Regions from separate parts of the Homo sapiens genome. Here region 2 is linked to region 1. A link is an interaction called in ENCODE POLR2A ChIA-PET data of the cell type or tissue named here. Cell type or tissue: GM12878. All regions are shown on one strand. Each heading gives the region's core, and the rest is flanking DNA. Links, peaks and the distances in the headings are about the cores only.

Region 1 (5,389 bases), core at 311-5,310:
GTTATAAAAATTTGGTTTTTTATTAAAGTATAACTACTAGAGTTTTCCCCATAAGAATTTGAATTTCTCTGTTGTAAATTGACAGACGTTCAAAAGTCAAATTTTCTTAGCCATGGAACCCTTTGTTCAAACAGACTTTTAGATGGAAGACCAATTGTTAAAACAGGTAAAAGTAGGGAGTGTAGTGGGGAACTCTAGAACCACTTTTGTCTTTCCCTTTTTCTTGCTGTTCCATGATTGCCTCCAAGAGAGATTCACCAAGTATAACTCAGTAATCTCGATGATCTGAATAAAAGTTGTGGTTTTGGACTGGACTCAGTTGTCAAACCAGTGATAATTACCTCTTGTCACTTTTAGCTTTATTTATTAGAAAAAAAATCACATAAAACTTTATCTCTGACACAGTGCAGAATCATGATATACTGCGATAATCATATTCTTCACATTACTTATTTAAACCAAGCCAGCCAAGTCATGAAACAGGACCTTATCCTTTATTTGCTTGAGGTTTATGATTCAATTGAGTGTAACTAAGGATTTTTTTTTCTTTCTGTTCCAAGCTTTATGAGAAACTTTTTTCCTAAACTAACAACTAGTATCACTTATATAATAGAGTATATTAATTCTTCCAGAGATTGAGCTTGAAGTAGTTTTGTTAAGTGAAGCGTCTCTTCATCCTGGTTTCCAGTAGAAAATGTCTATACTTATGCTACAGAAAGAAATGTCATTTGAAAATAAATTTTTAAAACGTTTTCAACAAAATAATACTAAAAGATTAATGCCTGGCACTGGGGTGGTCAGTACTCTTTGGATGATGACTAATCATGATTTTTATTAATAAGGAGTAACATAGTCACACAGTAAAGGAACATCTAGGAGCCTCCAGAGTGTGACAGATTATGACATTCTAGGTTTAGGCTGCATCGTTCTATGGAGAGACATTGTGATTTAATTTCAATTTTTATGAACCAGTTCTGGGGCCAAGGAGCTGTGCTAATTGCTAGAGATTGAGATATAAATAACCCCTATATATGCTTTAGAAAATGTTACTGTCTCGTAGGGAGATGTAAACATATATAAAATAGTCTTTTTAAAATGTATTAGTATTTTTCCCAGAGTACCCTGTGAGCAAAGAGGAGAGGCATTATCTTCCTATTTCCAAACTTCATCTTTCTCAAAGAGAGTCAATTGCACATTATCCTGTCCTTAATTCTCCCTTGTCTGGAAATCTTCTAGAGAATTGAATCCATTTTTGCTGCTTTGTGGTGGCCCAAAAAGGCAGCCTGATATTCAGATATTGTTCTACTTTTGGTCCAGATTAACATGTCCTCAGATTATTTTTATAGGCTGTAGCATTATTTATCCCTTTGGGTGTTATTGCAAATCGGCTAATGGATAACAAAGATACATAAACATAATTCAGTAGTCTCCAAACTTAACTGTTTAATATTAATATCTTTTTATCGTCAGATCTTTCAGTTGGCTAGGGGTTCTAGTGAGTGTTGCTGATAAGAAGCATAGCCAGACTCAGGACGAACAGAATAAGTGGAAACCTATCCCCAAACCATAGGCCCATTATCTTATTTCCTGGGGTTCACATTCATCTTTCCCTAGTGTATCTAACTATATACCAGTAACTATGACAAAACCTTGACTTTCCTAACCGTAGGAACTGCATGGCATTGACAGCTTATATCCTTGAGATTTCCTTGGATTTTAGTTTTTCAAACACACTGGTTAACTCATTTGTATCTTTTTTCTTTTGTGTAACATCTTTTATCTCCTTGTGTAAGGAGGAGCAATACCATTAACCAATAAGTATATTGTCATTGGCTAATAAGGAAAAAGAGGAGCAATAAAGACTATATCATAAATGATTCTTGCTTTTGCAGGTATTTTGACAGAGATGTTAAATGCATTAAAGATTTCTTTATGAAACGTTTCAGCTACGAAAGTGAGCTTTTTCCAACTTTTAAGGATATCAGGTTTGTACTCCCCATTGCTTTACATAATAGAACAGTTTAAATATCTGGTCTGTGTATTTCTAAAAATTAACATTTTCATCTAAAAAACTTTCCAAATTTTGACACGTAATCACTGTTAGATGTCATTGCTCTGTAGTACATAACTGAAACTTAAAAACTTGAAAATACCTGCATTTGGTCCATTAAGGCACTGTTACTGAATTTTAGGAAGCGGACATATCTAGATTCTTATAAATTCAAGAACTTTTATTCTATTTTGGATGCTATTTGAGTAACTCATTCATAAGGAATAACACCAAACATTCATTGAAATTTGTGTTTTTCCTTTATCAAGGACCAGGAGGTATCTTTAATTGATTCTCAAAACATAACTATCATGTGCATTCTCAAAGCTCAGTTTTCTCATATTTATTTTATACACTTAAGATATTTTCTGATCTGGGATGAGTCACATAATCTGAAGGAAATCCTTAGCCCCCTTTGAAAGTTAATTTACAAAGTTAATAAACATAAGCTGAGGTTTTTATAACCTTTTTATTTATATTGTTGCTTTTCAGTTATTTTATTCTTAAAATGACAGCCAGCATATACCTTTCATATTTGTTTACCTGTGTCATTTAAATATTACATTTTAGGGAAGGAAAATTTATTTTTAACATATAAGCTATTAAACTCACTTGAATCATAATTTATCAGAGTAGTAGATATTTGCTCCTCTTAGATAAACATTTTTTCTCTCTTTCTATGCTTGACGCCTTTTTTTTCTAGGAGAGAAGACACTCTTGATGTGGAGGTTTCTGCCAGTGGCTACACAAAGGAAATGCAGGCAGATGATGAACTGCTTCATCCATTAGGTCCAGATGATAAAAATATTGAAACAAAAGAGGGATCTGAATTCTCATTTTCAGATGGAGAAGTGGCAGAAAAAGCAGAGGTTTACGGGTCAGAAAATGAAAGTGAACGGAACTGTCTAGAAGAATCAGAGGGCTGCTATTGCAGATCATCTGGAGACCCTGAACAAATAAAGGAAGACAGTTTATCAGAAGAGAGTGCTGATGCACGGAGTTTTGAAATGACTGAATTCAATCAAGCTTTAGAAGAAATAAAAGGGCAGGTTGTTGAAAACAACTCTGTAACTGAATTTTCTGAGGAGAAAAACAGAACTGAAAATTACAACAGGCAAGATGGTCAGAGAGTTCAAGGAGGAGTCCCTGCTGGCTCTGACGAGTATGAAGATGAATGCCCTCATCTAATTGCCTTGTCGTCATTAAATAGAGAATTCAGGCCTTTCAGGTATAGACTTCTGTCGATTGCTTTTTAACTTTAGTCTTGAGACTGATACTTTGTTAGATTCTAGTAAAAGAATGTTTTTTTCAAATGATGTGACAAAATTGTATTCTGCCACCTTGATGTATAAAATGAAAGCCAAATAATTTTTTGTTGTTAAAAACTCAAAATAGCTTCCTTTTCAATTGACCTGATTCTAGGCAGCCTATTGACTAAATTTCAAGTAATTCTGCCTTAAAATACAAACTGATGGCTGGGCACAGTGGCTCGCTCATGCCTGTAATCTCAGCACTTCTGGGAGGCCAAGGCAGGCAAATCACCTGAGGTCAGGAGTTTGAGACCAGCCAGGCCAACATGGCAAAACCCTGTCTCTACTAAAAATATAAAAATTAACCGGGCATGGTGGCCTGTGCTTGTAATCCCAGCTACTTGGGAGACTGAGGCAGGAGAATCACTTGAACCTGGGAGGCAGAGGTTGCAGTAAGCCAAAGATCGTACCACTGCACTCCAGCCTGGGTGACGAGCAAAAAACTCCGTCTCAAAAATATATATATATATACAAACTGATGATTTTAAAATTATTGCAGGTCTCTGGATACATTGATCAGGTTTTAGATGGATGAGTTATTCCTCATATATTTTCCTAATTACACATCTGATGTGTGTTTGAGTTATGTAAAGGCATGTAAATATTAAAACATGCAATAAATGTACTTTCTATATGAAACATCTGCAGTGAATTTTCTCTAGTACCTTGAGCCTTCTATCCTTTGTTCATGTGTAGTTAAAATTATCTAATGATATTATGTTTTCTTTTAATAATTTTTTTTTGTAAATATTAATCAGGCTCAGCTTAGATTAGGAAAAGTTCTAAAACTTAATTTTTGGATTTGGGATTGCTTATTCAGAATCAAATTGTAGTTAAATGAAATATTGGTTTTATTTATTTCAAAATAGTAATATGACAATTAAAATTAGTTCAGCAATACATTTATTAAACATTTTTCAGTACATGTTTGGGCTTATATCTTAAGCCTACCTTTATCTTTAAAGTTTTATTCCTGAAGCAAAACATGAGAATTTTGTTCCTTTTTCATATAGCTGTGTATCTGTGTCACAGGGCTACTGCCATTTAAATAATAAACTTGGAAAATTAAATCAGAAGCTTAAAAGGAAAAGAGGGGTGACAGAGGCTCAGGATTTTGAGTAAGTGATTGTATTAGACTGGATTCTTCAAAGAAACAGAATAAATAGGAGATTTATTTTAAGGAATTAGCCCATGGGGTTATGGAGGCTGAGAAGTCCCAGGATCTGTAGTCAACAAGCTAGAGACCAAGGAGAGCCCATGGTACAGTTCCAGTCCAAATCCAAAGAGCTAAGAACCAGAAGAGACAATAGCATAAGTTCCAGTCCACATCCAAAGAAAGGAGAGGACCCATGTCCCAGTTCAAAGACAGTTCTCTCTTACTTTGCCTTTTTGTTCTCATCAGGCCTTCAATGGATTGGATGAGGTCCACCCACACTGGGGAGGGCAATCTGCTATACTCAGTTTATTGATTCAGAAACGCCCTCAAAGACACACCCAAGTTAATGTTTAACCAAATATATGGCACCCTGAGGCCCAGTCAAGTTAACATATAAAATTAACCATCACAGTGATAGAAGAAAATCTATATAGGATTAAATGGTCTTTTAAACTCAGAATGGGAACAATAATTTTGTTCCCACTCTGGATACATGCTGGGCAAAACTTCCATTCAAAGTAAAAGCAGAACAGCAGATGTTGCTGAAAAATATTAACTGTTAGGAGTTAATATCGTCCGAGTTTTTATACATTGCATATATTGAAACTTTGAGCCATGTGAAAAACATTAGTCTCTAGGTTGCAGATTTTCCTACCCTAGTGGAGCTGACTATAATGAGTACTGTCTGTTTCCATTATATCTTCTGTTTGTGAAGGTGGAAAGAGTCTCAAAAATTTAGATAGGGAGAGACAGATTTATATAGTTCAGTGAAAGAAGAGGAGAGGATTATTAGAAAAGGGAAGATGAATTGTGGGGAGGTGATAAATTTCAATGGCTTAAGCATTCTACTGTTTTTAAATTTTGATAGTGACT
Region 2 (5,389 bases), core at 309-5,308, 260 kb after region 1:
TAGAACAGAAAGAGGCATGATAAAAGTATAATTACCAATTTTTTAATGTTTCAATTAAACTTTTACTTTTTTAGAAATAATTTTTATTTTGTTCCTATCAAAAACATTTACTTATTATTTCAAATAAGTTTGATTAGCATCATTTACACATCTTATATGCAAGAATGTATTTTTACAACAATAATTTTTCTTCAAGTTTCTGAAGATAAAACATAACCGCTTGTCTAGTCTCAATCATATGATTAATAACTAGGGAATACCTGTTTTCACTATTTGCATTTTGTCAATATATTCTTTTCTGAAAGTAAAGTTAAAGCCATACACATTCTGATTCAATTATCTTATGCCTTTAAAACTGGTGGCTGAAGTTTTAGTGACTTCACTGAATTTGTGTCAGTTTACTTATAACAATTTAGTTAAATTATTGAACTTACTTCAGTAACTTTTCCTGATGCTTGCTCGTTGACAAAGCATACAGAATTTTGTTTTGTTCAGCACTTGACATTGACAGTTCATATTGCTCTAAAAGGTAATTCCATCCTGCTGTTGTCTGAGCACCCACAGAATACACAATCTTTAAAACATCTGTTGGTATACTGTAATATCAAGCATAAAAATGAAGAAAAAGTTTTATGAAAGAAAAACTTTTTTCTTATGACAATTTTAAGTCCTATAACACAATAATCTCTGAACTGCTTTCAGTACTCAATGTATTAAATCTTTTTCTCTGCCGAACTCTTATAAAAATATTTTATGTGCTTTTACTCTGCAAATTATTTGTGTTTTATCTCCTACTGATGATAAAATGTTAGCAAGAAAATAAGCATAAAATTTTAACCTACTCTGAGGTGAAAATAGAAAGTTGATGTAATCAACAAATATAAAAGCTTTCTGAAATACAAAACTACTGGTTTATATAAATTCTATCATTTAGTGGCCACTATTGGTGCTATAAGATTTTTTTTTTAAAGATGATTACTTGATGCTTTTTTATCACCAAGTTGAAGGCATTTTTTTCTTTTCTTTTCTTTTTTTTTTTTTTTTGAGGTGGAGTCTCACTGTCGCCCAAGCTGGAGTGCAGTGGCGCGATCTGGGCTCACTGCAGGCTCCGCCCCCCGGGGTTCACACCATTCTCCTGCCTCAGCCTCCCGAGTAGCTGGGACTACAGGCGCCCGCCACCGCGCCCGGCTAATTTTTTTGTATTTTTAGTAGAGACGGGGTTACACCGTGTTAGCCAGGATGGTCTCGATTTCCTGACCTCGTGATCCGCCCGCCTCAGCCTCCCAAAGTGCTGGGATTACAGGCGTGAGCCACCGCGCCCGGCCATTTTTTTCTTTTCTTTCTTTCTTTCTTTTTTTTTTTTTTTGAGACAGGGTCTTACTCTGTTGTTCAGGTTGGAGTGCAGTGGCGTGATCATGGCTCACTGTAGCCTCAGCCTCCTGCACAATCCTCTTGCCTCAGCCTCCTGAGCAGCTGTGATTATAGGCACATAGCACCATGCCCGGCTAATTTTTAAATTTTTTTGTAGAGATGGGCTCTCACTATGTTGACAAGGCTGGTCTCAAATTCCTGGGCTCAAGTGATCTTCTTACCCCTTGGCCTTACAGGCATGAGCTACGGCACTTGGCCTAGTTGAGAGCATTTTCTGAGGCCTGTCTGGGAGTCATCTGACTCTCTAGGCCTAGAGAGTCTTAATTTGGTACAATTCATTAGTGTCTAGTTATTTTATAATTTTTTAAAACTGTTAAGATGCAGTGACATGATTTTCTGTCCTTCTACAAAAGACACCACTATTTTGATTTTTATTATCTTGAGGACATTAACCAGTTTTTATTCTAAGTGGGCATATGACTTTTTAATCCCAAATGTCAACGGATCAATAAGAACTGTTATTGATGTCTCAGAAAAAACACAACACAGAGCATTGAGGAGGGAGCCAGAAATTTGCATTTGTCACAAAGTGACCATATGGTAGAGATTGTACTAGTCTCCATACCTCTTATTTAACTGTCAAAAGCTACCCTCTGAGATAGTTATTATCCTGATTTTTTTAAGCGGAAATAAATCTCAGAAAAGTTAAGTAACTTGCACAAGATGACATAATTTGCCATTTGCAGATGGGATTTAACCCTATGATTCTAATGCTTTGGCTACTTCCTCTATACTATATGTACTTAAATACCCCAAGTGACATTTGAATAATATAATAAAGATCAAATAATTATAATACATATTGTTTTCATTTTAGTGTATTTTGCTGAACAACTTTATAACAATTGGTAACAAACACATTGTAAGCTTCTTGAAGGTAGGCCACATGGTTGTTTTGTTCACCTCTTTATCCTTAGCTCCTACAGCAATACCTGGCTGGCATAAAGGAAATGTGCAACTAGTTACATTTCAAATCCACAAATGAATGAAGTAATCAATTAATCTATGTAAAGAAATTCTTCATTAAAATTCATACTAGCAATCTTGGAGTTTAGAAAAAACCAACAATATTTAATCACATATTTTTGATTGTGAGCATAAATAAGTTTACCTAGAATATTTTCATAGGTATATTCAACATGTTGAACACTTATATCTACTGTAGGTAGGTTACTGCAGGTTAAGATTATCTTTCTTGTAACTAGCATAAAGATGAAATAATAGTATTCTATTTTGTATAGGGCAGTAGGATGTTTACATTTTAGCTTCACTCATACAACCCATTGAAACAGAAACAAAAAGAAGAGAATAATAGATTTAAAAGGTTTTTTTTTAAGTTTTTTTTTTTCTAAAACTGATTTCAGGCTTGAATCCCAACAAGGAAAAAAAGTCCAAAAAGAAGAAAACTTGAATTACTTTTTTAAAAAGAAGAATTCAAGAAAGGATTTCAAAAAGCTCACAGATTTAGTTATAGCGAGAGAAGTTATGATACCATCTTATAATAATTTGGCACAGGAAAAGTTTTTTTTTTTTTTTTGAGACAGGGCCTTTCTCTGTTGCCCAGACTGCAGTGCAGTGAAGTGATCTTGGCTCACGGCAACTTCTGCTTCCCAGGTTCAAGCAATTCTCCCACCTCAGCCTCCGAAGTAGCTGGGATTACAAGCGTGCACCACCACACTTGGCTAATTTTTGCATTTTTAGTGCAGACAGGGCTTCACTATGTTGGCCAGGCTGGTCTTGAACTCCTGACCTCAGTGATTCACCCTCCTTGGCCTCCCAAAGTGCTGGGATTATAGGCGTGGGCCACTGCATCCAGCCAGCACCGGAATAATGGACACCATTACATTTCATGGTAGAGATTGTACTAGTCTCCATACATAGCACTTACAATGTGAGAGCATGAAACAGGGTTTGTAATGCCCAGCATGTTTTTTTTTCTATCCTCACTAAAAGGTTTTAGACCTAATGTCTTGCTTGATCAAAGACTTTTACATCAAAGAGAAAAGAACAAAGGGTAGGACAGAAGTCTACATCTACTTTAATTTTCCACTGGATTCCATCCACTGGGAGAAGAGTTCAGCAGCTTTCTGGATGCAAGGAGCATGGTTCAGGTCACAGGCCAGCTTCAAGAGAGCCGAGCGGAGCATCCTGTCCCAGACTGAGCCCTTGTCACTCCAGCTTTGCCTGTCAATCACTGGCTTAAAATACTGAAGAAGGTAACGCTGCAGAAAATATGAGATGGTTAACAGAGAGGCTAAATTTAGTCCTTAACACAGTTCTTGCCCATCTAAAGGGCTCAACTCTAAACTTTCTGCATCTTTCCCAATCTTTCCCCAAACAGTGTATCTTCGTATTTCTCTTATCTTTTTCTGGCTGTTACCCACCATACTTAGGAAACAGTTTTTGCATTTAAACATGGTTTAATTTCCTATCTGAAAGGGGAATATCAATGGATATAAAATAAAATCACCTTTAGTAGAGATGTTTTGCACATGATCCTGGTATCTAGCTCTTAGGATTGGCAATGGTAAAGAACAAGGGTCATTGACCATTACATGCTATCAGTCAGTCCCCCGAGCTGCTCCAGATTTAACCTCAAGGACTTCACACAAAACAAACTGAGCCTGACTGATACTCCAGACACTGTGTATTTACTTAATACATTTTCTAAAAGCAACACAAACCTTGAGGTTTTCAGAGATATCTGAAATATTCCTTCTGTCCATCATGTGGTAAAACGATTCCAAGTAACTCAGACCTTCGAGAAGTGCGGGGCTGCTTGTTTCATGTTGGAGGTAGTAAGTCATGTCAAGAGCTTTGTCTAGGGTCAGTCTCCCTGCACTGAAGTATAAAACAAATGTCAGTGGTTTGTGCATATCTTATAGTTTTTAATATTTTTAACATTAAAACAAATATGAAATAGAGAACAATAACAGAAGTAGGTCATTATAGCTGGGCCATTCAGTTTAAATCTTAGCTCTGCCACTGACTAGCTGAGTAATCTTGGACAAATTACCAAACCTCTCTGGACCTATTGCCTTCTTTATACAATGGGGATAATAATACTATCTTCCTCATAGGCTTGTTGTGAGGATTAATGACCTAATATTTTAAAAAGCATTTAGAATAATGTCTACCACATAGCAAAAGGTTAATAAATGAAATAAATATTAGCCAATATTAACATTTAGTACCAAATAATATCAAACTTTTTACACATGATTTCATTCTCTAATTGCTTCATGTGTGGGTTTGACTTGTTTCTCCAAGTACATTGGGAACTTTGAGGACAGGTGCCATGTCTTGTTTTTCTTTGATGTTTGTCCTTAATCCTATCAGAGAAGCGGTAATCATTGTGAATAGGACAAAACAAGTATTTTCATCTTTTAGATTCTAAAGTTACATGCCTTCTCTACGTTTTCTTCTAGTGAGAAGAATAAATAACAGGTTTATTATTCTAAGTACAAAATGCTGGGGCATCTTCTGTAGAGGAAACGAACGATTATAACCTCACTATTGGAAAGTGCTCCTCAGGTGTGTTTCTGGGAGGCTATGTTGCACACAGAGTCTATAAGCCATTCTTGTGAACACCCAACTCCCAGAATAACACAATCGTGTGATGTGGAAACTGATTCCAGAACAAAGGGTGTCTCCTCTGGGCTTATCATTAACATAGTGCTCTACCTCTTCTGGGCTTATACATGTTTTAAATTCCTGTCTAAAAAGAGGGAACAGAGACCAGAAGGAAATGAAAAAGAACCAACTTTTGTTGTCCCTTTAATCTTCTCAATCACGATGACTTGCTGCTTTAAAACAGACTTATGGAAATTTTTTTCAAAAATTTCACCTGAAGACGGAAGGCTGGACCATATACTCCATGATTCTGTGGTCTGCCATATATATATATTTTTTTTTTTTGAGACAGAGTTTTGCTCTTGTCACCCAGGCTGGAGTACAA

What was found. Peaks named below come from ENCODE experiments on the same cell type or tissue, not always from the same donor. Only the 100,000 strongest peaks of a DNase experiment are listed, where the experiment ranks them.
Region 2: POLR2A ChIA-PET joins it to region 1 with 7 read pairs; 3 of 35 experiments call an interaction of 5 or more read pairs at or near these places.

Annotation. Positions count from the first base shown.
Region 1 is chr5:97,165,356-97,170,744 of GRCh38, reverse strand. It overlaps RIOK2 (RIO kinase 2), which reads left to right. Exons shown (of 10, transcript NM_018343.3): 7 at 1,893-1,985; 8 at 2,754-3,278. Among named protein-coding and RNA genes, the nearest start is that of RIOK2, 15 kb to the left of the region's middle. In GM12878, for the core only: no CTCF peak of the experiment used is centred there; a DNase peak (open chromatin) is centred at 3,124; H3K4me3 peaks cover 1,008 bases; H3K27ac peaks cover 1,068 bases.
Region 2 is chr5:96,907,844-96,913,232 of GRCh38, reverse strand. It overlaps ERAP2 (endoplasmic reticulum aminopeptidase 2), which reads right to left. Exons shown (of 19, transcript NM_022350.5): 14 at 4,116-4,272; 15 at 3,469-3,653; 16 at 435-596. It also overlaps a transcript of ERAP1 not described here. Among named protein-coding and RNA genes, the nearest start is that of LNPEP, 26 kb to the left of the region's middle. In GM12878, for the core only: no CTCF peak of the experiment used is centred there; no DNase peak of the experiment used is centred there.